Regions from separate parts of the Homo sapiens genome. Here region 1 is linked to region 2. The links are chromatin loops, found by intact Hi-C in ENCODE. Cell type or tissue: heart left ventricle. All regions are shown on one strand. Links, peaks and the distances in the headings refer to the core of each region. The heading gives the core; the rest is flanking DNA.

Region 1 (17,158 bases), core at 4,251-12,250, 310 kb before region 2:
GGTGCGAGGCGCCCCTCGCCGGGGTTGGGGTTCCTGGCTCCCAGGCTGCGCGGGTCCACGTGCCCCGGCCCTGTGGAAACCTGTGGCACTCGCGGGGCCACGGCGGAAGGTCCGAAGGCGGGAGGCTTGCTGTGTCCCCGCACTGGCCTCGGCGCCCCGGCGGCCGCAGTGACGCGCGGGCTCATACCTGGGCCCGGAGCAGACGCCGGGGAGCTGGCCGCAGATGAAGCAAAGGAGGAGGTGGCCTGGGGACCCCGGGGTGAGGCGGGGGCCGTGGGGGTGGGGCCCAGGGTTGGGGACGGCCGCCCAGAAGGGAGGTCACAGTGGTCTCTAATGAGCTGGCCTTTAAGCTGAGATCCAGTTGAGGCGGAGGAGATCCCGCTCTCAGGCACCTGAACAGAGGACCGTTGCAGTCCCTCTGTGTTCCGTGTGCTGGAGGCCTGGCTCTGCCCACCACCCTCAGGTCTTCTTGCCTCTTCCCTTGTGCTGCTGTGAGGGGTTGGGCTTGTGGGAAAGTGTCCCTGCAGCACAGTGCCCTGGGTATTGTGGAGGTCGGGAATCAACCTGATTTGTGCAGGCCGAGGCCCGGGGGCAGGGCCTGAGGGGTGGGATCACTGGGCCTGGCCCAGGCCTCCTGCGCCCCTTTGCTGCCCCCATCACCTACGTTGCTTGCCCCTTGGGCAGGGCGTCCTCACTGCCTCTGGAGGCTGCGATGGGCAGATCTCTCCCCCAGGGCTGCACCTGCGGGGGCTACGAAGGTCCCCAAAAGCGGTGACCCTCCTGCCCCCAAATTTAGTCCCTTTTTCTGCCTGGGGCTCCCTTCCGAAATCTCACCTCTGTGAAGCTGTGGCAGGGTTGTCTGTTTAGGGGAAGGACGTCTCCCACCCTACAGGCATCTCAGATACTCTTGGAAAGCCCCAGGGAGGGTTGTGGATGCCTGTGGAACCTTCTGGTTGTGCTGCCTCTCCCTGCTCAGCCAGAGCGGGGCCATGTGCGGACATTTCACGGGGGTTACATGTGGTTATGGCCTCTTTAGGGCTGAAGGGACCTGGCTTTGGTTCTCTGCTGGCAGAGCGTGGCCAGGGGTGGCTCCAGGGTCACTGAGCGGGGATTGTGTGGGAACCAGAGCCTGCCTCCCCTTCCTTTAAAATACTTTTTATTTATTTATTTATTTTTGAGATGGAGTCTTGCTCTGTCGCCCATACTGGAGTGCAGTGACACAATCTTGGCTCACTGCAATCTCCGCCTCCCGGGTTCAAGCAATTCTCCTGCCTCAGCCTCCCAAGTAGCTGGGATTACAGGCGCCTGCCCCTATGCCCAGCTAATTTTTGTATTTTTAGTGGAGACAGGGTTTCACCATGTTGGCCATGGCTGGTCTCGAACTCCTGACCTCAGGTGATCCACCCGCCTCGGCCTCCCAAGGTGCTGGGATTACAAGTGTGAGCCACCGTGCCTGGCCCCTTTAAAATATATATTTTTTAATGTGAAAAAATGCAGACAGGAAAGAGTGTATGTCAGATACATGCACAGTTTAAAAAGTAATAAAATGGATTCCTGTATAGCCAGCCCTAGGGTTAAGAAATGTACCTTCCCCAGCCTGGGCAACATAATCTCTACAAAAATTTTACAAAGATAGCCAGGTGTGGTGGCACACACCTGTAGTCCCAGCTACTTGGGAGGCTGAGGTGGGAGGATCGCTTGGGCCCAGAAGTTCAAGGTTACAGTGACCTAGTAGGACTGTGCCACTGCACTCCAGCCTGGGTGACAGAGTGAGACCCTGTCTGAAAATAATAATAATAAAAAGTCCCTTCCTGCTGATTCTGTGCTCCTGGTTTGGGCTCCCCACCACCACCGGGGCAAAGATGATGTCTTCAGGCCAAACAGGCGCAGGGGAGCCCAGGTAGTCACACCCAGATTTCTGCCCCTGGAAGGAGACCCACTAGGGAGTTAAGAAGTGTCAGGCAGTGAGTTCCTGGGGTAATTGAGGCCCAGGTGCTCCCCCAACGCTGCCTAGGGAGTAGGGATCCCTTTCTCTCTCCTCTGAGGTCCCTGGGATCAGATGAGGTTTAGCCAAGAGGGGTGGGATGAGCTGACTGGAGGGAGGGGTTTGGGGGCCAGGCTGGGCAGGGACCCTCCAGCCTTCGTGGCCGCCTCCATTGTCAGTCTCAAAGACGCCAGCTCAGGTTGGGCTGGGCTTCTCTCCTCTGGGGGTGGCTGCACCCGAGAACCAGGTCAGAGACAGGGATGCCAAACAACAGAACGGGCTGGCCTCCTAGGGAAGGTGGCTGGAAGGACAGATGGGCTGTCTGGGGCAAAGGAGCAGGAATACCCATGTGGGAGACCTAGTAGGCAGCCATTGTGGCTAGGTGAAGGGGACCCCAGCCCACCTCAGGCCTGGCAGGCACTTTGGTCAACCTCTGAGTGCAGGGCTATGAAGTGTGCGGCATTTGAGCCAGGCCACAGATGTTCAGAGAGGTCTCACACGTACCTGATGTCACACAGCTAGGATGGAACCCCTCTGGAGCTTGACTACTCCATGCCCAAGTCTGCTTATTGCCAACACCTTTACTCTTTCCCCAGCCCTGCCCTCCCTCTTGGGGAACAAGCACTTTGGTGCCTCTGCAGACTGCAATGTTATCTTGGATTCCTCCAGTGATGGGGAGCTCACTACTACACCAGGCATCCCAGGACAGAGTTCACCTCTCTGGATATCCTGCCCCACTCTGTCTCCAACATGGTTGCTCTGCCCGCTCTCTCTGTTGGGAGACTCTAGGTGGGCTAAAGCTGGAGAATCACACTGCAAGATGCCAGGGTGTTCTGCAGGGTGGCGCTGCCTCCACCAGAGTCAGTACTTCCTCCTCACGCTCAGGGCTTAGTCCAAACACTCAACCTCTAAGACCTGTGGCAGGAAGAACTCATACCCTTAAAGACTTCTCTGGGGGGTGAGGTGGGGATAGGACCCTGCTGTCCCCTCTGCCTGGCCCTGTTTCCTTCTTCCCCAGACCCCTACCCAAAGCCTACCCTCTGGCTGGTCACACCACAGGACCTGGAGCACGCCACAGGAATTATTACGGCTATGCTGACTGCATGGGCCCTGGGAGAAGCCCCCACCTCCCAGCTCAGGGTGGCCCTGCCCTGCCTTCTGGGCCTGGGCTGGGGTCTGGGGTCATTCGGGAAGCCGGTGGCCAGTGGTGAGGGTCCCAGCGGCTTGCCTGCACTACACAGTGGCTTAGGAAATTACAGTTGAGTTCCGTGAACTCCAGGGAGTTTGCTCACAGTCGTCTGATTTCTGGTCCTTTTAAAGCATCACCTGTTTCCCCTTATATTCACTCCGGCCTCAGTTTCCCCATCTCCTGCCAGCCCTCCAAACCTCAGATGAAAGCCTAGAGCTGCACATGTCCCTCCCCTGGACTAGCTCTCAGGGGACCTTGTTTTCCCAGGCAGGCTGGCTTCTCAGGGAAAGGACTGTTTTCTCTCTGGTTCCAGCCTATTGTCATGCCTGGGTGGACAAATGGGGAGCCGGTGAGGTGAGCACCCTGGGGAGGGATTGCAGAAAAGCACATCTTGGCTCTTCTTAACCTCTGAGTGACATTTAGCATTTCCTCCCATCTTAAATGCAAGCAGCATTCCCCAAAAGCAGTATTAGCAATACCTGTGGTTTTTGTTGCTGAAATATCAGAACTTTTCATCTCAGAGCTGTTGCATGAAATCTGTAAATATTTTCTCTCTTTTTTATTTTTATTTTTAAAGACAAGGTATTGCTTTGTTGCTTGGGCTGGTATTGAACTGGGAAAATGACCCTCCTAACCCAGCCTCCCAAAATGCTGGCAGTACAGGGGGGTACCACCACGCCTGGCTGGAAATATTGTTTATACTCCTCGATCAACTGGAGTGACAGAGGCGGCCTGGTTTTATCATTTCAGGTGCTAATAACAAAAGAAGTTCTGACTCTGGGTACATGTACCGATCCACTCCTCCTATCAGGATAACAAAATACCTGGCATCCCCAAAGTGACATGCCACAAGTCTTAAAGTGTCTGATGGCACCATTTCCCCAGTCCCGTGCATCACTTATCGTAGGCATTGGTGAAACCCCACTTGTCAGCTAGAGTGGTCCCTGCCTGCACACATGAGCCTTCTGCCTGTCCTGGACTCAGACAGTGGCCCTGACTGTGGGCCTCTGCCTACTTTCGGACACTCCCTTCTGCCCGTGGGACTTGGGCAAGTTGTCTACCTGCCAACTCCCCACCCTAGTACCTCCCCCTCCTTCCTTCCTTCCCTCCCTCCCTCCCTCCTTCCCTCCTTCCTTCCTTCCTTCCTTCTTTCTGTCACCCCAGCTGGAGTGCAGTGGCATGATCATGGCTACTTGAGCCTTGAGACCCCCGGGGGGATCCTGGGGGAGAGGGATCTTTCCGGTCTACTTCCAGGCTGGATGTCAGAACCTGGGATTCTGTAAAGTGACCAACTTTGCCCTACAGCTCAAGGCCTGCCTGGGATCTCCTTGGCCACCGTCGAGACCTGTATCTGAGCTCAGAGCCCTGGGAATGCACTGGGTGCTGCCCCACGGCTTTGAAGAGACATGGCTGAAGGTGTGGAGCTACTTTGCTCTAGGGCCTTTTTGAGTCAGAGCTCTCTGGGGGCAACCAGGGACTGGGAGACAGACGGGGTCTGTGGCAGGGGACACAGCCAGGCCAGTGGCAGGGGCCAACACAGAACAGATTGCATCTCCAAATGTGGAAGCATCTTGGCAGTGAGCTACCATTGCTGTGGGCATACAAGAGGCTAAGCAGACTTTTGACAAAAGGCTCTGCTTGTCGGGGGTTGTTGGCATCAAGTAAGGCTTGTTTAAGGCGATCCTTGTGCGGCAGGAAGTCAGAGATGGGAGAGATGTGTTGGTGAGGAAAGCTGGTTGGGGGGCTTCCCTTTGTCCTTAGAGAATGACTGAGTGTGCCCCGTTTGGGAAGGGCCATGTGGGTGAAGGGGCAGGGGTCTCATCTGGATGAGGCCTGGAGGTGGGTGCGAGAGAGGTTCCACATGGAGGTGTGATGAGGACACCAGCAGGAGGCTGACCAGGGCATGGGGCCATGGCAACGCCTGGGTGACGTCCCTATGAGGTGGCGGGGCTGGGAGTGAGGAAGGGCCAGGCCCCCACGGATGGGGGAAAGGGAGAGGCACATTGTGAAGGTGCCTGCCGGGCTCCTCCTGGGTGAAGCTTTTCTCTTGAGACCCACCTCCAGGTTTTAGGGGGCTGGGGTCTGCACCTCTCTTTCAGGGCTTCCTTTTCACCTTCCAAGCTTCCAGGCAGAGGCTAGCAGGAGAGGTACGCCTGGGCTGGGGGCCTTGTCTCCAAGATGCATCACAGACTCACTCTGTGTGTGACCTTCCCAGCTTGGGGCTGCACGGAGCAGTAATGTCTCAAAATGATACTGGGGACTCCTATAGGGTGGTCAACTTTTCACTACCCCAGAGAAGGACACTAAAATCAAAGTGGCCAGGCATGGTAGCTCAGCCTGTAATCCCAGCACATTGAGAGGCTGAGACAGGAGGATCACGAGCTCAGGAATTTGAGACCAGCATGGGCAACATAGTGAGACCCCGTCTCTACAAAACATTAAAAACTTAGCTGAGTGTCTTGATGTATATATACTCCCAGCTACTCAGGAGGCTGAGGCAGGAGGATCACTTGAGGCCAGGAGTTCGAGGCTGCAGTGAGCCCTGATCATGCCACTGCACTCTAGCCTGCACTGCACTCTAGCGAGACTCTGTCTCCAACAAAAAAAGAACAAAAAACCAAATGGATCTTGTTCCGCATAGGGCAGACAGGACCCAGAGGACACAGCAGTCCACAACAAAGGCACTGGATTCTGAATGGCCCCTGTCTTGTTTGGGGAGAGGGGAACTGTTGGTCCCCGTCTGTGTTCCGAGGCTTGGTGACAAATTCTAGCAAACCTTAGTGGTTTAAAACAGCAGTCCACATAGATGGTCTCTCACAGTTCCTGGGAAGCAGGACCCTGGGCTCCATGGCAACCTGGTTCTGCTCTAAGGTCTCAACTGAGGTGTCAGTGCCTGGGTTTACCTCGAAGGTATTGTAGTGGGGTAGGTTGGGCACCCCCCTTCACATCCAGCTGGAGCCTTGGAGCAGGACCTCCTGTAGAACCAGGGTCTTGGCAGACATCCTCAATGAGTGACGTCGAGACCAGGCCATCCTGGATTAGGGTGGGCCCTGGACCCGTAACAGGTGATCGTCTAAGAGAAAGAGGAGGGGGATCTGAGATGCACAGATCGGGAACCAGCCATGAAGACAGGCCAGAGACTGGAGTGTGTGGCCATGCGCCTGAGGCACCTGAGCCACCAGGAGCTGGAGGAGGCTGTGCAGGGTCCTCCCCAGAACCTTTGGAGGGAGCATGCCCGGGACACCTCAATGTGGGGCTTCTGGCTGCAGAGTTGCGAGGAAATACCTCCCTTGCTGTTGTGAACCACCCAGGTTGTGGTAACTTGCTGTGGCCACCCTGTGATGCCAGTATACCTCCTTCCCTCATGTCTGGTGCCAAGGCCGGGAGAGTCAAATACCTGGGGCTAAAAGCATTGGGGTTCCTCAGATGATCCTCTTTGCACCCCTGCATAGGGTGTCTGCCCACACGGCCTCAGGGTCATGAGTTTTCTGCAGGCAGCCACCTGACCTGTCCAGCCGGACATGTGTCTCCCCCATGGGTCAGTTTGGGCAGCAGGTTGGGTCCCGTGTAAGGCTCAGGGCTGCTGGGCTCTGATGTCACCTGTTGCCACGGTGACTCTGGTTGCTAGGATCAGACTACTCCCTTCCTGGGCACACTGTATCCCGAATCCCCAGAAGAACCAAGGGGATCCCCCAGCACAAGGCTCGTTGGGGAGGGAGTCCTTGGCGCTCAGATTTGAGAGAGAGAGTCGGGGCTGGCCAGGGGGCGTGGCTTGGGCAGAGGAGAGTGCTCATGGTGACCCTGGAGGAGACCCTCCCTTCCCTCGTTCATTGCTCCCAAGGCCAGGTGTCTCTAAAGGAAGCCAGTTGTGGAGAATGTTGGTCCTGCAGTGGCGATTAATGCAAAGATGCCCTGAACAAAGCAGGACACACGTGCCTGCCTGCTACCCCTGCCCAGCTGCTGTTCTTGGACGCATGTGCTCTTCTGGTGGGACCCGTGAATACGTGGCTCACGGTCCTGGGGCACACCCCATTGTGTGAGGCTGGGGGTCTTGTGGGGAGCCAGGCCCCTGGTGTGGGTCCCTGCTCAGAAGCCCCACGCAGCCCCTGTTCTGCTGAGTGCGGCTGAAAGCCCCCCATACCCACAGCCCTCTGTCCTCAAATTTTTCTCATTTTAAAAATTGTGGTAAAATACCCATAACATAGGACTTACCATTTTAACCTTTTAAAAATAATTTAAATTTTTTAAGAGACAGGGTCTTGCTCTGTCACCCAGGCTGGAGTACAGTGGCGTGATTTTGGCTCATTACAGCCTCCGCCTCCTGGGCTCAAGCAATTCTCCCACCTCAGCCTCTTGAGTACCTGGGATGGTAGGCACGCACCACCATGCCAGCTAATTAATATATTTTTTCTTGTACTGACTGGGTCTCAGTATGTTGCCCAGGCTGATCTCAAATTCCTGGCCTCAAGCGATCCTCCCACCTCAGCCTCCTGAGTAGCTGGGATTATAGGCGAGAGCCACTGCATCCAGTGACTTTTTTTTGTTTGTTTCTCTAATAGCTGCCATCCTGATGGGGTGAGCTGGTGTCTCATGGTGGTTTTGATTTGCCTGTCCTGAAGGACTCGTGACTTTGAGCGTCTTTCCATGTGCTTGCTGCTGTTTATAGATCTTCTCCGGAGACATGTCTGTCTTCCCTCTCATTCTTGCATGCGGGCGTCCACAGGCTGACCCCTCAGCTGCTCAGCCAGGCCCCTGCTCCTGTCCACAGAGCCCACCCTCCAGGTGCACTCCCTGCCTGCCTCCTGCAGGTTCCTTTCCTGGGCATGGTGGCCCAGCCCTCTCTGTCCCTCACCTCACCTGCTTTCTTCATGGCATGTGCACATCTGACATGGTTACTAGTTGTGTGATTTCTGTCTGCCTTTGCAGTGGACACACCACAGACGCTCAGCCAATGCTTGAACCAGCAGGTGGGTGGGACTATGCCAGGACGGGATGGTGGCTCAGAGAGGGGCTGCCTGGTCTGGGGCCTGACAGGCGGGAGGAGGAGAGGCCTGTAGCACCCATTGGAGGTGTGTGGTCGCCCAGCACAAGAACAAGGGAGGAGGCAGTCAGGCGGGGGCGCTCCTGCCCAGGCCACGGAGCTTTAATTAAAACCCGCCCGGAGCATGACCCCACTCTGCCATGCATTCTTCACTTAATTGGGGCCCTTCAGGAGGGGCCGGCTGAGGTTAATTAAAAAGCCCAGCTGAAGACATTGTTGTCTTCCTAGCATCTGCTGCCAGCATCCGCCTGCCTGTGCCCAAGGCCTGGGCTACCGGGGTGGGCAGAACCATGCCCCAGGGGCCTCCAGCCCCCATGCCTGTCACTGCAGCCTGCAGCCAGCCTGGGCGGGGGACCGTGCTCATTGTTGGGTCCTTCAGTGAGTGCCCCCTCTGGCCTTAATGAAAAGGAGACTCTCCTGGATACCCTGAACTGATGGGCCCCAATGCCCCACCATGGGAGGGCAAGGCTGGCTGTGGGACACCAGAGCACCCCGGCCTGCCCCGGCCTACTTGTTTCAGCTCCTAACTCCTACCCTGGGGGTCTGGGTGCTGCCCACGGCTCCCAGGCGACTGCGCGGTGACCCTGCCCTCTCCAGCTCCTCTGCCCATCACCTGCAGGCCCAGCTACACACCTACACCCGGGAGACCCCTTTCTCAGGAGGCAGGGAGTAGCCAGGGCTGCCGTGGAAGGTTCTGGGTGCCACAGGAACATGCAGAGGGTGGGTGGCCCCGTGAGGGAGGCTGGCACGAAGGGCAGGGGAGGGCTGTCACACTGCCCTCTCAGCGTATGCCCGGGGGCTTGGCCGCAGTGAGGGAGACAGTGGTTGGAGGAGAAGGGGGAGAAAGAAGAACTCAAGCAGTCAGCGAGTGCCAGGCCCCCTTCTGCCCCAATGGGAGGAGATGATAGACGAGGAGGTGACAGAGTGTCACCGTGGCCCACAGGACAGCCACCCGCCCAGAGCCTGGGCACCCATCCGGGTCTCCCAGCGCTGTGGTCCAGGCCCGGAGGCCCCCACAGAGCCAAAGTAGGCAGGTGGTGGGAGGAGGTCCTGTGCACCTGGCACACAGGGGTGCTTGTGATCCAGGAGAGAGATGAACCCTTGGCAACAGCTGGGAAAGATCTAAACAACTGATGCACTGGTGCAATGGACTTGCAGGTGCAGACAGCAGCCATGCTGGGGGCTAGTCAAGGGGCCCCATTTGCTGACTAGGCACATGGCTTGGAGCCTGGGAGCCAGGCATCACACCAGGCTGGTGGTGTGGAAGCCCGAGGAAGCCCCTTGTGCTACACGGCAGGCCACGATGTCCAAGGGGCCGGGGTGGGATTCATGCCATAAAGGTGGAGGCTGCTTATCAGTCCCAGGCAGCAGAAGAGGGGACAGAGGCAGACGCCAGACCTCCTTCCTGACCCTGGACTGGCCTGCAAAGAAGCAATTCAGAGTGGGTGGTGGCCAGCTGCACACCTTTAGGCAGCACTGGGCCAGGATGGCCTGAGCAGAGCCACCTATGGTTAGGCACAGCCCAGGAAAGTGCCCACACTAACGGGGAACACACTGACCTCTGACCCTCCACCTGAGGCAGGCCAAGTGACACAGAAACAGGGAGGGTGACCAGGACTCTGTGTCTGCAGGGTCCCCACGTGATGCTCCAGACACAAAGCACACAAACCATCATGGACACTGAGCACGGTGCCTTGGCACCCCAACAGCACTGTGACCCCTGCACTATCCCCTACACTATCCCTCTACACTATGCCCCACACTATTCCCCTTCACTATCCACCTACACTATTCCCTTCCACTATCCCCACTACACTATCCCTCTACACTATCACCTACACTATTGTCCTACACTATCTACCTGCACTATGCCCCACACTATCCGCCTTCACTATCCACCTACACTCTCCCCCATACTATCCCTGTACAGTATCCCCCCTGCACTGTTCCCCTACACTATCCCCACTACACTATCCCTTTATACTATCACCTATACTATCGCTCTACACCATCCCCCCTACACTTTCCTCCCCTACACTATCCCTCTACAGCACCCCCTATACTATAGCCTGGGCAATATCACCCTACGCTATTGCCCTACACTATCTCCCCTACACTATGCCCCTATACTCTCCTGCCTACACTATCCCCCGTACTCTATCCTTCTACACTATCCCTCTACACTATCACCCCTGCAATGTCACCCTACACTCTCCCCCTAAACTGTCCCCCAATATTATCCACCTACACTATACCCCTACATTATACCCCTGCACTATCCCCCTACACTATCCCCTCAACACCATCCACCTACACTATCCCCCTGCACTATCCCCCCAAACTATCCTCCTACACTATTGCCCTACACTATCCCCCTACACTATTGCCCTACACTGTCCCCTACACTATCACCCCTGCAATATTACCCTACACTCTACCCCATACTATCCCCAAAACTATCCCTCCTACACTATCACCCCTACACTATCCCCCCTACATTATTCCCCTACACTACTCCCCTACACTATCCTCCCTACACTATTTCTCTCCACTATCCCCTACACTATCCTCCTGCACTATCCCCCTACACTATTACCCTACACTATCCCCCCTACAGCATCCCCTACATGATACCCTACACTATCGCCCTGGCAATATCACCCTACACTATTGCCCTACACTATCCCCCTACACTCTTCACCCTACATTATTCCCCTACACTACCCCCTACACTATCCCTCTATACCATCTCCCTACACTATTCCCCCTACACTATCACCCCTACACTATCCCTTACACTCTCCCCCTATACCATCCCGCTACACTATCCCCCCTATACTATCCCTTTACACTATACCCTACACTATTGCTTCTGCAATATCACCCTACACTCTCCCCCTGCACTCTACCCTTACACTATCCCCCCTACATTATCCCCCTACACCATCCCTCTACACTATCGCCCTACACTATCCTCCTGCATGCTTCCTGTACACTGTCCCTCTATACTATCACCCTACACTATCCCCCCTACACTATCCTTCCTGCTATATCACCCTACACTGTCACCCTACACTATCCCTCCTACACTATCTCCCTATACTATCCCCCTACACTATTCACTGTACGCTATGCCCCCATGCTATTCTCCTTACTCTATCCCCCAAACATTATCCCTCTACACTGTCCCCACTATGCTATACCCCTGCACTATACCCCTATGCTGTCTCCCTTACGCTATCCCCCTATGCTATGTCCCCTACACTATCCCCCTTTGTTGTCCCTCCATGCTACTCCCTACGCTATCCCACTACTCTATCCCCCTGACGCTGTCCCCCTACGCTATCCCGCTACACTGTTCCCCCTACACTATCTCCATACACTGTCCCCCTACACTCTCCCCCTACTCAATTCCCCCTACACTCTCCGCGTACACTATCCCCGCTACACTATCCCCCGACGCTATCCCCCTACACTGTATCCTATATTATCTCCCCTACATTATCCCCCTACCCTGTCCCCCCTGCACTCTCCCACTACACTATCCCCCTACACTATCCCTATACACTATCCCTCTACAGTATCCCCCCTACACTATCCCCCCTACACTATTCCCCTACACTATCCCTCCTACACTCTTCCCCTACACTATCCTCTCTATGCTATCCCCCTACATAATCCCCCTATACTATCCCTGTGCACTTTCCCCTTGCACTATCCCCCTACTTTATCCCCTACACTCTCCTCCCTACATTCTCCCCTACACTATCCCCCTACACTATCCTTTCTACACTATCCCCCTACACTCTCCCCCTACTCTATCCCCCAACGCTATCCCCCCACACTATCCCTTTACACTGTCCCCATACACTATTCCCCCATAATATCCCCCTACATTATCCCCCACGATATCCCCCTACACTACCCCCCTACACTATCCCCCCTACGCTATTCCCCTACTCTATCCCCCTACTCTATCCCCCTACACTATCCCCCTATTCTATCCCCCTACGCTATCCCCCTACACTATCCCCCCTACACTATTCCCCCCACACTATCCACCTACACTATCCCCCAACGATATCCCCCTACGCTATCCCTCCTATGCTATCCCCCTCCACTATCGCCCCTAAACTATCCCCCTACAAAATCTCCCCTCTGCTATCCCCCCTGCAAAATACCCCCTACACTATCCCCCTACACTGTCTCCATACCCTATTCCTCTACCCTATTTCCCTTCGCTATCCCTCCACGCTATTTCCCCTATGATATCCCCCTACACTATCTCTGTATGCTATTCCCTTTTGCTATCCCACTACGCTATCCTTTACCTTATCCCCCTATGCTATCCCTGCTACGCTATCCTTCTACACTATCCCCCCTTGCTATCTCCCTATGCTATCCCCCCATGCTATCCCCCCACGCTATCCCTGCTATGCTGTCCCCCTATGCCATCCCTCCTATGCTATCCCCCCATGCTATCCCCCCTACGCTATCCGTGCTATGCTATCCCCCTATGCTATCCCTCCTACGCTATCCCCCTATGCCATCCCTCCTATGCTATCCCCCCATGCTATCCCCCCTACACTATCCCTGCTATGCTATCCCCCATGCTATCCCTCCTACGCTATCCCCCATGCTATCCCTCCTATGCTATCCCTCCTACGCTATCCCCCTATGTTCTCCCCGCTATGCTATCCCTTCTACGCTGTCCCCTGCTACGCTATTCCCCTACGCTGTTCTTCTACCCTATCCCCCCAATCTATCCCCCCCACACTATCCCTCTATACTATACCCCTACACTATTCCCCTACGCTGTCCTTCTACCCTATCCCCTCAATCTATCCCCGCTACACTCCCTCTACACTATACCCCTACACTATCCCCCTACACTCTCCCCTACTCTCTCCCCCCTACAGTATCCCCCATGCTATCCTCCTGTTCTATCCCCGCTACACTATCCTCGTACACTGTCCCCCTACACTATCCCCCATACACTATCCCCGACGCTATCCCCCTATACTACCCCCCCTACGCACTCTCCGCTACACTATCCCCCTACACAATCCCTTTTATGCTATGCCCCCTCCACTATCCCCCTACAGAATCCCCCCTATGCTGTCCCCTACACAGTGCCCCCCACACTGTACCCCCTACACTATCCCTTTACACTATCCTCCTACTCTTTCCCTACGCTATCCCTCCTATGCTATCCTCGTATGCTATCCCCCCTACGATATCCCCCTATGCTATCCCTCCTACGCTATCCTTCTACGCTGTCCCCCCTGCACTATCCCCCTAGGCTATCCCCCCATGCCATCCTACGCTATCCCTTATGCTATCTGCCTGTGCTGTCCCCGCTACTCTATCCCCCTACGCTATACCTTTAGGCTATCCCCCTATGCTGTCCCCCTACACCGTGCTCCTACTACGCTATCCCCCCTACTCTATATCCCTATATGCTATCCTCCTACACTATCCCTCCTACACTATCCCCCTACACTATCCCTTTTACACTATCCCCCCTACACTGTCCCCCTTCACTATCCCCGCTACACTATCCCTATATGCTATCCTCCTACACTATCCCTCCTACACTATTCCCTTTACTCTATCCCCCTACACTATCCCCTTTACACTATCCCCCTACACTGTCCCTTACACTATCCCCCCTACACTGTCCCCCTACACTATCCCCCACGCTATTTCCCCTATGCTATCGCCCCTACATTATCCCCCTACGCTATCCCCCTATGCTATTTCCCCTACACTATCCGTCTATACTATATCCCTACACTATCCCCCTATGCTATCCCCTAACACTATTCCCTATATTATCCCTTTACACTGTCTCCCTACGCTATTCCCCCTACACTATCCCTCTACACTATCCCCCATGCTATCCTCCTTACACTATCCCCCTACACTATCCCCTACACTATCCCTCTACACTATCCCCCATGCTATCCTCCTTACACTATCCCCCTACACTATCCCCTACACTATCCCTCTACACTATCCCCCTATGCTATTCCCCCTACACTATCCCTGTACACTATCCCCCATGCTATCCCCTACAGTATTCCCCTACTCTATTCCCCCTACACTATCCCTCTACACTATCCCCCTATGCTATTCCCCCTACACTATCCCTCTACACTATCCCCCGTGCTATCCCCTACAGTATTCCCCTACGCTATGCCCCCTACACTATCCCTCTACACTATCCCCCATGCTATCCTCCTTACACTATCCCCATACACTATCCCCTACACTATCCCTCTACACTATCCCCCCTACGCTATTCCCCCTACACGATCCCTCTACACTATACCCCCTACATTATCCCCCCACACTATCCCCCTACACTATCCCTCTACACTATACACCCTACATTATCCCCCCACACTATCCCCCTACACTATCCCACCTGTGCTATTCCTCTGCACTACCCTGTCTACACTATCCATTCTTCTACATGCCCTGTACATTCTGGTCTACACTACCCGCCAACACTGCCCCTCCTGCACACTCCTGATGGTTCCCATGTCCAGCATCCCATGTCCTCCCCAGCCTTTGGTGTTGGTGCTGCAGGCTGCCTGCTCCATTGAGGAGTGGCACTGCAGGGCCGGTGCCTCATGCCAGACCTTGGATGGAGTGGGGAGAGGGCAATGCCAGTCTGGCCTCTTGGCCTTCTGCCATGGTGGGGTGAGTTTGGGCAGCAGAAGAAGACAGGAGCCCGGGCACTGGCTCTGGGGCATAGTCTGCCCACCTCAGGTTCGTGAACGAGGGGGAGATACCTGGGGAAATCCACTTTTCCCAGCCACACATCCAGCCCATATGCCTGCGCCTGGACTTCTGTGTTTCCTGCTCCTGCCAGGAGACCGGGCCTTGGCATTCCAGTTTGTAATTCTGCAGCTGGCTGCTGGGTGGGCAGGTGAGGTGTGCTGTTGGAAGGAGACCCAGGCTGTGACCCAGCCAAGAAGCTCTGATCCCAGCTGGGTCTGGAGGGCAGGGCTCCCCATGGGCACCTGAGGGTATGGTGGAGCCTTTGCAGCTTCCCCTGGAGGAGGTCTTTTTGCCGCGGATGCCTCACCTCTTCCTAGAAGCTCTCCTGGGTTAATCACAGTCCCCTGCTTGTGAGACCACAGCTCCTCAGTCTGAAGGAGGCTTCCCCGAGCTGGGCCTGGATGGGATGTCCCACCCCTGCTTCCTCCCTCCCAGCCAGCCTGTGTTTGGGTGGACAAATCCTCCTCATCTTCGCACCATAAACACCAATTTGCAGGGCCCCAAGAGCCAAATGACTGTTTACTGTGTGCTCTAGAGGCTCAAGTAAAAAAAAAAAAGAGAGAGAGAGAGAGAGACAAAAAGAGAGCAAGGAGTCAGCTTGGAGCTAAACAGCAATTAGCACCTTCTGCTGAGCTCCCATCCTGGCCAGGCAGGCGGGTGGTGGCTCCCAGGCTTCAGTGGGGCCCCTTCTGAGGGCTCCCCGGCTGCCATGGGAACCCACTTTTTTCCTGGCGTCTGCAGGGATGCAATCTCAGAATTACAGGAGGATGTTGGAGCCCTAGGAAGTGTCCCCATGCTCACCTCCTCCTGGAAGCCCTCCCAGATGATCCCGAAGGCAGCCACTGACAGCAGTCCAGTTCTGCAGGGAGGAACACTGACCTAGTCCCCCAGACCTTGGAAGTTGCTCCAGGAGGTCATGCCCCTGGGATCCAGGGCTCCAGATCCAAGCAAGACTCCGACAGGGACCTGAGTGCCCTGTCCTGAGGCATCCATCCCTAGGGGTTCAGAGGCAGAAAGGGGGATCCATGAGGGGAGGAGACTGGGAAAGAGGGCTGAGCTGTCCAGGGGAGGGGGTGGGGCCTGTGGGGGGCGGTGGTGCCACTGTAGGGCAGAGGGAACTAGGGCTCATCCCAGGTCGACAGCTGGACCCCAGGGTGGGACTGCTTCCCCCAGGACCCAGGTTGAGGCTGTGTCTCCCAGACCCCAGGGCAGGGCCGTGTCTTCTTATATTCCAGGATGGGGCACATCCTCAGCTCAGTCCAGGCTCAGGGTCTGTACTTGTTTTACCTGGGCCCGCAGCCCAGGGTGCTCCAACGTCTTCTACCCTCTCTGCCAGTAGCCCAGGAATGGCAGGGCCTACAGATGGAAGGGCAGGGTCTCAGGACAGAGCCTGGCAGAGGGCAGAGGCTGGCTCCGCATCCCAGGAGTCCCCCTCTGGTTCTCCCCGTGGACTTTCTCTCATGGCTTGTCACTCCAGGCTTCAGTGCAGGATGGACAGTCCACCCACCAAGCCCCGCCCTGGGCTCGGGGACCTGGGTCCCCCACTCTGATGATGCCAGGCTCTGAGTGCATGGCCCTGATTGTAATTCCTGGTGAGAGGCTATCTGCAGGGGAAAGGGCGGAGGTATCCATCCGGCTGAAACATCGGGGAGGGCCAGGCTGGAGGAAGGCTCCAGGGAATGAAGTTACAGGGTCACCTTATCGGGGGACCTGTGGCCAGGGCAGCCTTGCTAGGGCTTAGGAGTGGCTGATGTCTGACGACGTCTCAGACACTCCACCCCATACACAAACAGGCGTATTGAGGCCTGGACGGCAAGCTGGGCCTGACATCATCTCTGCAATGCCCTGGTCCTTGGAGGACCCCCTCCAAGGACTGGGGTGTGGGACCCCCAAGTCCCAGCTTCTCTTCCTCTTCAGGGGCATCTTTCCCCAGGCCTCGCCTTCCCCCAACAAGAAGCTTCTAGAATGTTCCTTCTTGAGGATAGCCCAAGGGACTGCGGGGAAGCCCTGAATTCATTCCTGGCTGCTCAGCCTGTGTCCTGGAGTTCCCTGGAGGCCGTGACAGACCACATTCCAACCTTGGACAGGCCGAGGACCCCCTGAGCCAAGGTCATCTTTTGGGCTGTGTCAACTCCTGGGGCAGCAGCTGTGCCCC
Region 2 (15,004 bases), core at 1,621-9,620:
CCGGGAGGAAAAAGTGACAGGCTGTGTCCACTTGAATTACCCCAGAGCAAATATGAACACCTTTTTCCCCAAACAAGCTGGCCTCAAAGGAGTTTATGCCTACACAGACACGTAAAGTAAGAATTGGTTTTTAAAAACAGGCATAAGAGACAGAGTGTCTTTATCCACCTCCTGGTGGACATGGGCAGAGCCATCCACAAAACACTCCCTACAAAAACAGGGCCGGGCCTGACAGAGCCCCAGACCCACCTGCCGACTCAGAGGCTCAGGGACGGGGAGCCCATGCCCTGCGTGGACACAGAACTGCAAGATCCAAAGTGCACAGTCTCAGCCCAACAGACAGCTTTGCTTTTTCCAGGAATCAACTGTAGGGGAAGACGAGACGGAAGCTGCACCTGGAGACTGCATGTGCGCCACATACCCTGTGGGACACACCCTTCAGCAAGGGCTCAGAAGGTGGGAGCACTGCCTGGATACTGGATGGTGCTGAGGAATGACTTCCTGTTTCCTAAGGCGACAGTGGCAGTACGGTTCTTTCTGAATGGCTCTTATCCTTTAATGATACATATGGAGATATTTACAAATGAAGTGATATGATGACTGAGTACAGCTTCAAAAATTACTTGGAAAGCCAGCATGTTAGGCAACAACCTCTGGACAAGATAGGAGTATTTACACTGAACATTAAAATTCCAGCCTCCCAGGCACAAAGTGCTGAGCCTCCTTAAGAACCAGTGCTCAGCACATGAGGGCTGAGTGAGCCATGCACCCGACTGTGCATGCATACAGTGCACACACAGAACACGCAACACACAGCAGGCATGTACCTGCATGCATGCACAGTATACAGAGCACACATGCACGCACATGCACAGCACACACAGAGTACACATACATGTACAGTACATGCACGCTCCACACACAAGACATGCACATATACACATGCCCATGCACAGTACACACAAGGTACACATACAGCACATATACATGCATAGTACATGCAACACATACACCACATGCACAGCACACACATGTGCATACACACACAACACACACAACACACACATGTACTCACAAGTACACACACATGCACATGCACATACACAGTACAAGTACATGCATAACATATGTACACATAGCACACATACTACACACAAATGCACAATGTGTACAGTACATGCACACTACACACAGCATGCACATGTACATGCACGGTAAACATACACACCTGTGCACACACACACACGGACATGTACAATGGGTGCAGGTGGTAGCCAGGGCAGCTGTGTGTGCATAGGAATGTGTCTGAATGTGGTGCATGTTGTGTTCCAGGAAGTGTGTGGACCTGGGACGGACACTGCCCTTCCTCCCTCCCTGCAGCTGCCGAGTGGAGGCCAGCAGCTCCTCCTTGGTGCGAGGCCAATACGGATGGATGACCCAGAGCTTGTTTGTGATCAGAAAGGCAAGAGGAGCAGCCTGCGGGAAGACTGGGACACAGCGCTGGCTGGCATGGCACTGGGGACATCTTACCTGGGTTAGTTCCTGGGTATCTGCCTCAGAAAGGGCTGGCAGGCTTGTCTGCAGGTGCAGTGCTGTGCCCTCCTGGTCTCCTGCGGGTGGCTCACGGTGCAGGGTACGGCCCATCAGCCCAGATGCTGCAAGGAGAGCAGATGGTCAGCAGTGACATCTCTCGGAGTTGCAACAACCCTCGTGTGCTCTGGATGGCAGAGCGTGGTCTTTGAGGCGGTGTTCCTCCCGCCACCACACGCAGGACTGCTTCCTCTCTCGACCTCTGTGAGCCTTGCCTTGCCACCCGGCCCCGAAGGATTAGGGTCTGCAACACTGCAAACAGACGGTGGCCACTCTGTACCTCTCAGAGTAAAAGCCCTACATCCCAAGTGGTTTTATTTTATTTTATTTTTGAGAAAGGCTGAAGATTTGGAGTAAAAAACACAAGAATCATTGAACTCTGGTGAAATGCACATCACACACGACTGGGGAACTGCAGCGACATCTGAGCTACTCTGCAGAAGGCTGAGGTTCTGGAGAGCACAGGAAGTGGCCCACAGCCCAGGCCAAGCACTGCCACACGTCTGCGCCACCGAGGTGGGAGGTGAGTCAGAGCTGCCCGTGGTCAGGCTCAGAGAGGACCTGGGTGTTTCCACCCTGTGGTGAGCCTCAGGGCTCCAAGCCACCTGCCAGAGGCAGTCTCGCTCCGCAGAAGGTGGCCCAGTGTGCCTCCTGCAGAGGCCACCTGCCCTTTATTTACAGAGCAGCTTCAACAGCAGCCTTGACACCCCGGGGCCCAGATAAGGGCGCAATGTTGTTTGCTCTTCTGCAGCACACGCAGCTCCCCTACGTCTGGTGCAGCCGTCATTTACGAGGATGTCAGGAAACAGGCAGGGAGAGTGCAGCTGCAGTGCCAGCTCCTGATGGGGCAGGCAGGCAGGTGGGTGGCCTCAGCATCCCTCCCAGGTTCCTACCTCAGCCAGCAGAGCCCGTACCCTCCTCAATCCTGATGGATGCAGCCCGGGAGCAGTGGCTGAGCGTGACATCAGAAAAGGAGAGGAAAGGGGGGATACCTGGGGGTGCACTCTTGCTGGGGCCAAGGGCATACCCCCTCTAGCCTATCACTCCCTAAATGATCTTGACAAGCTCACCTTCCAACCCCACCCTCCACAGGAGAGATGCCACCTCCAAGATGCCACCCCCGCCAGCCTATCAACCCCCAAATGATCCTGACAAGCTCACCCTCCCTGACAGCACCCGGCTGAGCAGAGAAGGACCAGCCTTGCCCAGGGCCACAGGGGACTGAGCACAGGGATGGCCCTAAAGAGGGAGCAGCTCCAGGCCCAGCAGATGGGTGCGAGTGCAAGTGGGGAAGTGGGGTGAGACTCAGGTGGGAAGTAAGGGGCTCCCTTCACAGATAGCACCAGCGGGACAGATTGCCCAGTGGGCTGTTTTCCTATCCCACTCTTCAGAAACAAACTCTGGTTACAACCAACAACAATTTCACAACCTAGGTTTGCAACACCCAAGCTGTATGTGGGTGCTCTCTGGGAAGCTGCGGCCCACTACTGTGCTTCTCTGAATTTGTGCATTACCCATAGGAGCCTGCAGGCCCTCACATGAAGCTGCTCACTGAGGAGCCCTTCTCTGAAACACTGAGCCACAGTGCACAGGCCAAGCTAGGCTGGAAGACACAGCCACAAACTCAGAGGATGTGTGCCTCTGGTGACCTGAGATCACAGGGTGGCCCCCGTCCACCTCGCAGCACCAGCACAGCCTAGGCCACAGGAATGGAGGGGCACAAACTGCCCAGCCTGCGCTGCACCAGTGCCTCCTTCCTCCAAGAGCCCCATACCCCACCCCGCCCTGCCCAAGGCTCTCGTAGTCTGGTCTGCAGTGTGCTGTCTGCAATGTGCTGTGTGATGGTCTATAAGCCTGCTATGTGCTGGTGCCCTTTGACTTGCTGGGTGTTGGGAGCTGAAGGACTGTGTGCTTTCCTCAGCATCTTCTCAAGCTGCAATTCCTTGGCTACAATGTGGGCTTTAAAAAACAACAACTATTTATTTTGTAGAGATAGCATGTCACCTAGGTTGGTCTCAAACTCCTGGCTCGAGTGATCCTCTTGCTTCAGCCTCCCGAGTAGCTGAGAACACAGGCATGCAGCACTACGACCTGCTAATTTTTGTGTTTTTGTTTGTTTTGAGACAGAGTCTTGCTCTGTCGCCCAGGCTGGAGTGCAGTGGTGTGATCGCGGCTCACCACAACCTCCGCCTCCCAGGTTCAAGGGATTCTCCTGCCTCAGCCTCCCGAGCAGCTGGGAGTACAGGTGCACACCACCACACCCGGCTAATTTTTTTTATTTTTAGTAACATGGGGCTTCACCATATCGGTCAGGCTGGTCTTGAACTCCTGACCTCGTGATTCGCCCGCCTCTGCCTCCCCAACTGCTGGGATTGCAGGTGTGAGCCACCGCGCCTGGCTTAATTTTTGTATTTTTTTATAGAGACGGGGGTCTTAATATGTTACCCAGGCTGGTCTCGTCCTCCTGCACCCAAGTGATCCTCCCACATTGGCTTCCCAAAGTGCTGGGCTGCAGGCATGAACCACCGTGCCCAGCCGACACAGGCTCTTCAGGGCAGAGCCCCTGGGCCTCCCTACCTACGACATGGCTTTCATTTCAGCACCTGAGGCTGCGTGACAGAGACACTCAGGCCGTTCTGGAATTTTAACAAATAGGACTTTGCTTAAACACTCAGAAGGCTGGACAGAATTCTTACGCCTCAAGCCATGGATGTTTCTGCTGGGCGCGGTGGCTGGGATCCTGGTGAGGCTGCATGCTGCCATCTCCAGAGCCACAGTGCTCGTGGAGCTGCTGAGTCACTCTTTTTAACATTTCTTCCAGGAAAGCTTAATTTGGTTCTGTAAGGATGGTTTCTGCCTTGGGGTCATGAGTGACTGCAATTAAACAAAAGCATCACAGGTGGTTCACAGCAAGAAGGGTGGGGTGACTCGACTGTCCGGGAGTAGGAAGTGTTCCAGACACCTATGCACAGCCTTGCTGGCCTGGGGGTGCAGGAAGCCAGCCCAGGAAGAGCCCAGGGCACACTGCTGGCTGCAGAATGTCTTGGTCATCTGGAAAGAGAGTGCCCTGAGGCCACAGGCCCCTGTGCAAGACACAGCTCTGTCTTCACTGCCAGTGCTGAGGAGGGGCTGCCTGCACCTGCCTGGGAGCGGGGACCTGGGCCACCAGCCTGTCTGTCTCCAGCAAGCCCCTTCCCTCAGCCCTGGCCTCCAACACTCACCTGTCACCCAGGAAAGGCCTCTGCTGGGCCTAGTGGGCCTGTGAAGCTAGCGCACAGGTAAGGACAGCGTAGGGAGCTGAATGGAGGAGACAGCAGCTTGTGTGCTCCATCTCCCACTCAACCAATACGCACGCGCAGGTGGGGGCTGAGCGGCATCCTCTGATAGGCTCCAGGCCAGCTGATGCAGTACCCCCAGGCTCCCCAGTCAGCCCAACCCGAGCCCGCGGTGCCACAGCAGGCTCCTGGGTGCTTCAGCTCCAGTGGGAACTTCCCTGCCTCAAAAGACGCCTGGCACTAACGAACTGCAGAGACAACCTCAGCCACCCCAATGCTCTGGTCCTTTACTAACTGCCCACTGCATCCGCCTGCCTCCTGCCCTGTCCTGCTGCTGGTGCTGCTGTGCAGACAGACACACGGCCCGGGGAAGCAGAGGTACAGGCAAGGCTGTCATCAGGGAGCTGGAAGCCCAGGCAGGCCTTACCCCCAAGACAGGCAGTGAGTGACAAAGAAAAATCTCAGTGATCAAACAGCCTTCAAATACGCTGTGCACAGCAGGGTAGAGGCTCACGCCTGAAATCCCAGCACTCTGGGAGGCTGAGGTGAGAGGATCACTTGAGCCCAGGAGTTCAAGACCAGCCTAGGCAACACGGCAAGACCCCATAATTAAAAAAAAAAAAAATTAGCTGGGCATGGTGATATGTGCCTATAGTCCCAGCTACTTGAGAGGCCAAGGCAGGAGGATGTCTTGGGCCCAGGAGATTGAAGTTACAGTGAGCTATGATTGCACCTCTGCACTCCAGCCTGGATGACAGGGCAAGGCCCTGTCTCTAAAAGAAAAAAATAAATAAAAAGAAAAAGAAAATACTGTGCATGTCCCTTGGTAGGATGTGTGGGAAGGAAACCTCACCCTGTGGCCTTCCTCCCAAACCACAGCCCAGGCCGACTGCAAGAAAATCTGAGACAGAGGCTGCTGTGCAAGCCCTGGCCCAGCCTCCAGAAGGCTGTCAGAAGCCACAGGGCCCAGAGACATGTGAGGAGGGTGATTGTGCGGTCCTGGGTGCTCCTCAACGCAAGGACGAGTGTCTAGAATAAAATAAAACGTGCACTTGGCACGCAGCCCTGCAGAGGTCTCTGGAAAGGCTCCCCGCCCCGGGTGTCCCTCCCTGACAAGCGCCCATCCGGTGTCGCGAGGCTGCCACCCTGTGGCCACACGTGCACCAGCGCTCGTCCCAGAGGCAGGGATTTCTGAGACATCCGTCATGGTTTCCACCTCCAGGGAGCCCACAGTTTCCAGCTGAGAGCAGTAAACACAGGGAAGCTGGCACAGAGTCCCTGTGCCTACGCATGGACAACAGCAGCAGGCGGCAGGCAGAGGCAAGGCCTCAGAGCCACAAGTGCCCCACAGACTACTGAGCTCCCATCAAACGGGGCGCCGCCTTCTTGCTAACATAGCACCAGGCAGGGCACCACACGCTCCAACCCCTGCATGGAGCCTCTTCAAGAACACCCTCTGGAGGCACAGCTGCCCCCATGAGACCAGCACTTACCTGGACAGGCCAGGTTGCCCATGGGGGTGAAAGTGAGCACGGAAAGGTGGCACAACAGTCCCCCACAGGAGCAACAGTCCATCTCACACATGCAGCAGGTCCCTGTGGGACTGTGTGCTGTGTGTGCCACATGGCAAGATGGCTGCCCCAGGTACTCAAAACACCACGGGCCGGGTGCAGCTGTGCAAGTGAAAAGACGGTGCTCGCTGTGGCTACAACCCACACTCAGGTGACCTGAACTAAGGGGGCCCTCCTAGCCGAGCAGGGAGGGTGACGCCATCAGTCCTGAATCCTGAATGCACGTTGAGGCCCCCAGAAAAGGTGATAGCCCTCTGACCTCAAACGGCACAGATTGCAGGAACCCACTTACAAACACCAGCCTGCGGAACACAGGAGTGCTCGCCACCACGGTGCAGCCAGGTCGGCAACATGGCAGGGCCACTAAACACACTGAGTGCTTCTCTACTGGGACCCTGGAGAGCAGTCCTGAACTCCACAGAATGTCACAAACTTCCTGCCTGACGCCACACATACCCAGGGACCCCTCTTCAGTCCCCACACCACCAGTCCACAGCACGTCACATACCTCCTCCCTGAAGCCACGTGCAGGAGTACGCCTGTACCATTTACCTTGAATGTGGGTGAAGACCTCTGCTTCCTATGCTTCTGTAGCCTGTCTCCCACTAGGACACTCGGGTTCAGGCCTGCACTTTAGTGACAGCAGCTCATGGTGACCTTTGATCTCATCTTGATCAATGGATTTCATTACATTTCACACCACATGCTCCATTCCATAGGGGTCAATGCCTCTCTTTGCAACCCCTGACTTTAAGACATATACAGAAAGGTGGTAGGTTTTCTGTGATTCAACTACGTGCTGCATATCTAAGGTGTGCACCTTTCATTTTTAGGGTGTGTATTCAGCCCTGGGGCTCATGGGACTCAATCTATTATTATGTGTATTTCTTTCCGAAACTTGAAGCCATCTGGAATAGCAAGCAAAACATTTTCATGTTAGAGAAACAGGTTATAGGAACTGAAATCTTTCTCTTAAGAGAAAAATTAGAGAAACCGAAAGGGTAGCAAATATCTCTTACTTTTAACAGACACCTGGCATTTAAAATCCTGAAGAATACAGCTTTACATGCTGTACGTATAGACACGCATTATAGTGTGGACGTACATGTCACATACATGCACAATACATAGGCATTGATACACATGTGTACATATGTATACATGCATGCGTATTAGCTATAATGCTAATATTAGAAAATGGAGTCTTTTATGACATTCAGATTTCTTAATCAGAGCTCGAAGACAAACTGCAGGGGAAAATCGGTGGATTTTACCATGGCAAGATAAAAGATTTCTGTAAGGGAGGAAGAGACTCTAGAGGAAGTGGCTATAGCCTCTAAAGCCAGCCAAGGCTGATGGACTAGGATAGTAGGAAAGTCGTGCACATCTGTGGGGGAAGAAAGCACATGAGGAAAGAAGAAAACAGAACAGGCCATCCATAGAGCAAAACCTGCAGGGCCAAAACAAATACAACGCATCAGAGGCCCCACCTCCTAACCAAGGAAAGGGTAAAGGCAAGAATAACACCAAGAGGCCACCAGCCTCCCATCAGACGGGCAGGACCATGGCGGCTCCTAGCACATAAGCCTCGGTCCTGTGCTAGGGAGGAGGTAGGCCAAACGTGGTGGACGTGCCAAGACCCAGGGTGTCTGCCCCTCAGCCCGGCCCCCAGGACAGGCCAGCTGAGCATTCACAATCTACAATGGAGTCTGCGGGAAGGTACCATGGCCACTCCACACACATCTGAGAATGCCACAAACACACAGAACCACGCTGCACAGTTCTCCAACACACAGATCCCTAATAGCATGTTTGGGCGCCAGGCTAGGAAAACCTAGATTAAATGCCCAGGGAAACAAGAGTGGGCAAAGTAGGGGTGATGGGAATGGCCCCACCAGGGGAAGTGGAGATGGTGCCAGTAACAATCCTGAGGTGCTGGTTCCCACATCAAAATGAGGGGAGATGACAGAGACAACAGCAGGAGCTTCCTTTTGCTCTGATGCACTCATTCTGAAAGCCCTTTCTGTGTCGTAGCAGGTTCTGCATCACCATAACTGAGCACCTGAGACTGGGTAATTTACGAAGAACAGACCTTTAGTCAACTGACAGTTCTGTGGGCTGGGAAGTCCAAGGGCATGCCCTGGCTTCCACCAAGGGCTCTCGTGTTGTGGCAGAGACACTCAAGGGGGAAGCGGACACAGGCAAAGAGACAGAATCAGAGGGGCATCCTGCCTCCTAACAACCCACTCTTGGGAACTAATGCATTCCCAGAATTCATCCAGGCTTCCCAGAGGGAGCACTCACTCACTACCATGAGAACATCACTGAGCCACCCAGAGGGCAGAGTCCTTGTGACCAAACACCTCCCAGCCCTGCCACACTGGCGACCAAATTTCCACATGAGCTTTGGTGAGGATAAACTGTATCCAAAGCATGGTACCAACCGCTTTGGAATTCACGCACCTATCAAGTGTACAGTTAACTCTCAGTGATTTCAGATTCACAGATGTCAAGTACAAGGAAAATGGTCTGGAATTGTTTTTATGTATAAACAAACGAGCTGTCTCTAGCAAGCTGGAGGCCAGCAGCTGCTCTAGGTGACGCATCTGTTAGGCATTTCCCACAGGCGTGCTGAGTCTGCCTGTAATTTTAGAAGTCTGTGCACGCGCTCACTGCCTTGTCGGTCACTAACCTGCATGCCAGACTGAGCAGCTCTTCTCTGCGGGGGAAGAGGTTCTTGCGCTTCTGAGCACCAATGCATCTTCTAACAGCTCCATCTTCTTGCTGAACTGCACTTCTAAAATGGGGATAACCTCTGGCATCTTGGCAGATATCAAACGATAGGCCATGTCTGGCTTTCCAATAAACCGCTGGCGGATGCTAATTTCGTAAGGTGAGTGGACCTTGATGTCGTCCACGTCTTCTCTTTCAAACCTGTGCATGAGCAAAGAACTGGAGTCATGTATTTCCAACCCAGACACAAGGACGGTGAGCCTCCCTGGTTTAACGTGAGACTCTGTTCTGTGGGAAATAACAGCAGGAATTTTTATCAGTATCCCTTCTTTCCCAAAGGGTTCACAACTGGTCATGGAGACATCTTCCCTGGGCTTTGTTTCCGGTGGTGTCTTCCAAAGCTTGGAGCTAAAGGGCCACCAAGCAGGAGATTCCAGTTCTGTCAGCAATCTGAAAAAGCAAACAAAACATGGAAAACTGGATCAGTTCATTTTTAAGGAGTAATACCTTTTTTTTTGGAAAACGGTTTTAACCTTTGTAAAGCATGTTGCCATTTTACTCTACTTCATTTCCACAAGCACTCCATGAAGCAGGAGGCACAGGGACTTTTATCTCCAGTGTGAGAAGAGAAAGCTGGGGGCCAGCAGTGAGAACATTCATCTAGATGCAAAGCCAACCAGCAAAAAGACAGCAAAAATGCACACCTTCTGCCTAGAATATCACTCTGCCCACACCCTGCTGCCTTGATCTGGGTCATCTTGATTCAAAATGAAACCTGTACTTACTGTCTAGGGAGCTATCTAACAGACCTTTCTGCAGTGATGGAATGTTCTACGTCTGCGCTGTCCATACTGTAGCAGGCACACGTGACAACTGAAGCTCTGCCTAGCAGGCCCCTTCCCCCAGCCTCAGCCAGACTCAGCATTAGATGCTTCCCCACCACCCACACTCTCAACACCCACTCTCGTCCGCATGCTCCAGATTCCTGTTGGTGCCGACTGCACCTCCTCCTCAGAGTACACTCTGCACCCTGTCTTTCAGCCTCTGCTGGGATTGGAGTCTAGTTGAGCATCTACAGGTGTGGGGACAGAAGCTGAGGAGAACCCGGCACGTCTTGCAGGATGAATCTCCCTAGACTGGGAGGAAGGGCTACCTCTACTGGCCAGGAAGTTTCTGTGGCCTTCAGGGACTCAGCGTCCCCAGCTTCTGCAGACTGCAGCCATGCGTCTACACTGGGGTTCTCAGGGTCCCATTCCTTCTCGGTCATGCCCTCAATGTCACAGCAGATGCCATGCACAGTTAGAATTCAGCCATCTGCAGCAGGAGACTCCAGATTCTGTTTTCACAAAGCTCTGTCCTGCAGCTACAGGAGCTAAGGGCTTCCCTTGGGGCAGATCCAGAAACGTCCAGGCTGTTCCTGGAGCACCCTGAGCTCATTTGTTTCTTTCCCCATGCTGCCCAGCAGGGTGACTGCGTCAGTCAGGTTCTCCAGAGAACAGAATCAGTGGGTATGCTGGGGGGAGAGAAGGAGGGGCTTATTTGAAGGAATGGCTGCCATGGTTGTGGCACTGCACCTAAGCTAACTGCCATGGGCCAGCCTATTAGAATTATTAGCAAGATTACATGGGGAAAATCATGGCTACTTTCACTAACTTCCAGTTGAATGTGGCATTTCCTTCCATCCTGACTGTAGACAGCTTCAGTATTAGTTGAACCTTTGACTGTCACCAACAGAAGTCTCATCACATTAGTTATTGCAGATCTCAATATATCACATTAACCCCTGCTTTAAAATAACTGCAGTTACTAGACCTGCCGTTGGCTTCAGTATCCCATACATCAATGGGAAGACATTATATGACCTCAGCAAGAGTTTACAGTACACATCCTGCATTTCTTATAGGCCATTCTTAGTCAAGATTATGTATCATTATCCAAATTAAAACAAAAGGTGCACAGTTTGCTGACTGGCGTTTGGGATTTTGATGAAGGTAGATGAGTGAGCACTCCGTGGCTTCCTTGCCCTGACTTATCTCTAAGTGACTGTAAGATTTTTGATGCAGTAGATGGATGTGAAATGTCAAAATGGTGCCCTGTGCTGGCTGCACCCAAGATGGTCTGTTTTAGTTGCCAAGAGCCACACTCACACGTTTTCTTTTACAGTGATGACTTTAGGTTTTCTTTTACAGTGATGACTCCTAGCCCTATAGTGAAGCTCTAGGGATGAACGTGGAGACTTCTGGTTCCAAAATCATGCCATAGACACAAGCTGGCTCCACTCCTTCAGCTGAAAACCAGAAACAAAGGCACAGCACCAGCAATATCCCAGAACTCAAATGTGAGAATGGGATGGCCCCTGGAGCCACAGAGAAAGGAACAATTCCTAGAGAGACTAAGGGAATTGAACTTCCACATCTGAGACGTCCCTCATCTGGAGAAAGTTCCCCTGACTCACAGTCTCTAACCTGGAAAAAGTGAGATCGAGGTGAACAACCTGCTTCCCTGCCTCTTGGGCTCCCTGGCAGGAGGCCTGCTCCCACCTCAACCCATGGGAAGCACTGCCAAGGGAGAAACGTCCCTGAGCACAGCCAGAAACAGTGGGGCATGGCAGGACCAGGACGCTCAGCCCTGGGTGCTGTGCACGGTAACTTGGCCTAAGCAGACACCTAGAGCTGCTGTTGGGCAGCAACACGCCATGGGAGGTGCAATCCCCAGGACCCCAGGCAAAAGTCCCTCGCCAGCCTCTCCACATGATTGGGACATCCCCTCCAAGATCTACCCCATTTCAGACAGGCAGCACCCTAACTGTTTGCTGGAAATACACGTGGGCAGAGCCACCACCATCGGGGCACTGCTGAGGATGGTAGGATGCTTCTGAGCAGGCAGAAGGACAGGCAGGAGCCTGATCTAAATGGCCGGGGCCGGGTCCAGAAATATTCTGTGTATCAAAGTGGCACCTGGTCACGCACAGGGGATTTTCTTAAAGGTGACTAATTTGCAAATTAGATCTTAAAGGAAACTGATATTGACAAAGAAAGAAGAAAAATCATACTCATACCTAGGAATCTCAAAACTGAAAGGGGACTGAAGGTCCTCTGGGCTGGGGTCCAATGTGAGTCGCGTTACACAATCCAAAAGAGATGAGAGACGCACTGCTCATGTGACAACTTACTAGGCTTTCAACAACTGTATATAGTCAGAAGTGTTGCTTTTATTAAGCCAAATTTTCTTTCCTATTACTTTACCACTGTTGATTTAAAAAGCCACACTCTGTAATATATTTTAAGAGATTTATTCTGAGCCAAATGTGAGGACCATGACCAGTGACACAGCCTCAGGAGGTCCTGCGAACATGTGCCCAAGGTAGTTGGGTTACAGCTTGGGTTTATATGTTTTAGTGGGACATAAGACATCAATCAATGCATTGGTTCAGTCTGGAAAGACAGGACAACGCAAAGCAGATGCTTACATGTTACAGGTAGATTCAAAGATTTTCTGATTGGCAATTGGTTAAAAGATTGGTTAAAAGATGGCAATTGGTTAAAAGTGGCCCCCTGGCGTTGGGCCACTCAGTGGCCCAGGTTCTCCTCCAATTGTCCCAGACAAACTCCACGTCATTCTGCTGGTTGGTGGCCTGCAGGTGAGCCAGTGCCTGTGGGTGCATTCCTGTCACCTTTAGTTAAGAGTTATTATCTAAAAACCTGGACTCCCAGCATGGGCACAAAGTGAGACTCCATCTCTACAAAAAAATAAAAAAACTAGGCTGGGTATGGTGGCTCACGCCTATAATCCCAGCACTTCAGGAGGCCGAGGTGGATTACTTGAGGCCCAGGAGTTCAAGACCAGCCCGGCCAACATGGCAAAACCCTGTCTCTATTAAAAATTCAAAAATTAGCTGGGCATGGTGGTGTGCACCTGTTATCCCAGCTACTCAGGAGGCTGAGGTGGGAGAATTGATTGAACCCGGAAGGCAGATGTTGCAGTGAGCCGAGATCACGCCACTGCATTCCTGCCTGGGTGACAGAGCGAGACTCCATCTCAAATAAAAGAAAAAAAGAAAAAAAAGAAAACAAAACTAGCCAGACATGGTAATGCATGCCTGTGGTCCAGCTACATGGGAGGCTGAGGTGGGAGGATCACTTAAGCCCAGGAGTTGGAGGCTGGAATGAGCTGTGATCGCGCCACTGCACTCCAGCCCAAGTGACGGAGTAAGATCCTGTCTCAAAAAGTAAATAAATAAAAACCTGGAATCAACTGAAAGGAGTGTCTGGGCTGGAGATAAGGGGAGGCCAAGGTTGTTATGAAGATTAGGTCTTATAGGTGGCCGCACTTAGAGATGACAGATGGCAAGTGTTTCCTATTCCAACCTTCAGGAGGAGGAGGGCATAATGAGGCATGTCTGACCCCCTCCTTCTTTTCATGGTCTGAACTAGTTTTTCAGGATTACTTTGGAATCCCCTTGGCCAAGATGGGATCCATTCAGTTGGCTGGGGTGCTTAGGATTTTACTTTTGGTTTATACAACTAAAGGACCTAGTTTAGCGTTCTAAAGAAAAAGGTCTCAAGTGACAGCCATCAGTTATTTTAGGCAGTCTTGGTCAGCTTTCCTCTCCAGGCAAAACACTTTTGATTCCCTCTCACAGGTCCTGGTTTTAGTCCTCTCAATTTCCTGTGACCCCCTCATTTCCTCAGTGTTCCCCTCAAAGGCCTGCAATGCTCCTGTGCCTCCTGAAGGAGCAGGGCAGGCCACCAGCTCTGATCACAGTGCCGTGAGGTGACCTGCCAAGCACACAATGACATGGGTGCACACACTTTAAAAATCTCTATACAGCCACTGAGGAAAACAGCATGGAGGCTCCTCAAAAAATCAAGGAGGAACCGTTTTGGAAGTGCTGGAAAGGGAAGGGCGTGGTCCCTTTAAATGATATGGAAGAGGGGAAGGGAAATGCTGGGTAGAGGAGGGCGTGGTCCCTGGCTAGGGCTCCACCCTTACGGATGGACAGATGGAGGAAGGTAAAGACAGGCATTTTTGTTTTCCTGCCCAAATGCACTTCCCAAGACCACCCTGGCCTGCCACACCCCCATCCTGTGCCTATAAACACCCTGAGACCCTAGCAGGCAGACACACAGGTGGCCAGACCTCAAGAGGAGCACATCAGTAAAGGGACACAAGGGCAGCTGGATGTCAAGAGGAATGCACACAGGCACCAGCACGGCTGTAGGCCACCAACTGGCAGAATGATGCAGAGTTTGGCTGGGGCAGTTGGAGGAGAGCCCAGGCCACTGAGTGGCCCAACTCCAGGGGAAAACCATCTCCCTTCGGGCTTCCCCATCTGCTGAGAGCTACTTCCACTCAATAAAACCTTGCACTTATTTTCCAAGCCCATGTGCAATCTGATTCTTCTGGTACACCAAGGCAAGAATCCCAGGATACAGAAAGCCCTCTGTCCTTGCAACAGGGTAGAGAGTCTAATTGAGCTGGTTAACACAAGCCACCTACAGATGGCTAAACTAAAAGAGCACATGGTAGCACACACCCACTGGGGCTCCAGGAGCAGTAAACATCCACCCCTAGATGCTGTCGTGGGGTTGGAGACCCATAGCCTGCCTGTCTGTATGCTCCCCTAGGAGGTTTGGGCAGCAGGGCACTGAAGCCAGCCGTGGCTTCAGTGGCTGGCTTCAGTGCCCTGTTGAATGCCCTGTGAGGGGGACAAGGGAACCTTTCCTATTTCAGAACCACCATGATTTTGCAATCCTGCTTGTGGGTTTACACCTGTTCCATGGTGAGCAGGCCTATGTAAAACTGCCTCCGATGTGAGGAAGCTGAGAGGCTGCA

What was found. A loop is a pair of places that touch in the nucleus more often than their neighbours do. Peaks named below come from ENCODE experiments on the same cell type or tissue, not always from the same donor. Only the 100,000 strongest peaks of a DNase experiment are listed, where the experiment ranks them.
Region 1: a loop joins it to region 2, with 3 times the contacts of the local background. A loop is called at or near these places in 29 of 110 quality-filtered maps.

What each region holds. Positions count from the first base shown.
Region 1 is chr1:228,065,176-228,082,333 of GRCh38, reverse strand. LINC02809 (long intergenic non-protein coding RNA 2809) reads left to right here and starts at 5,784. Exons shown (of 1, transcript NR_158166.1): 1 at 5,784-8,425. RefSeq lists silencers at 1-189, 200-329 and enhancers at 6,438-6,938, 6,939-7,439. In heart left ventricle, for the core only: a CTCF peak has its summit at 8,296; a DNase peak (open chromatin) is centred at 6,803; H3K27me3 peaks cover 695 bases.
Region 2 is chr1:227,753,610-227,768,613 of GRCh38, reverse strand. It overlaps SNAP47 (synaptosome associated protein 47), which reads right to left. Exons shown (of 5, transcript NM_053052.4): 3 at 9,129-9,619; 4 at 1,531-1,655. Among named protein-coding and RNA genes, the nearest start is that of SNAP47, 26 kb to the right of the region's middle. RefSeq lists enhancers at 1,895-2,644, 2,645-3,394, 5,653-5,742, 6,063-6,212, 6,396-7,146 and 3 more. In heart left ventricle, for the core only: CTCF peaks have their summits at 5,811 and 6,012 (motif pointing left); DNase peaks (open chromatin) are centred at 2,105, 5,983, 6,303, 9,093 and 3 weaker places; H3K4me3 peaks cover 815 bases; H3K27ac peaks cover 4,764 bases.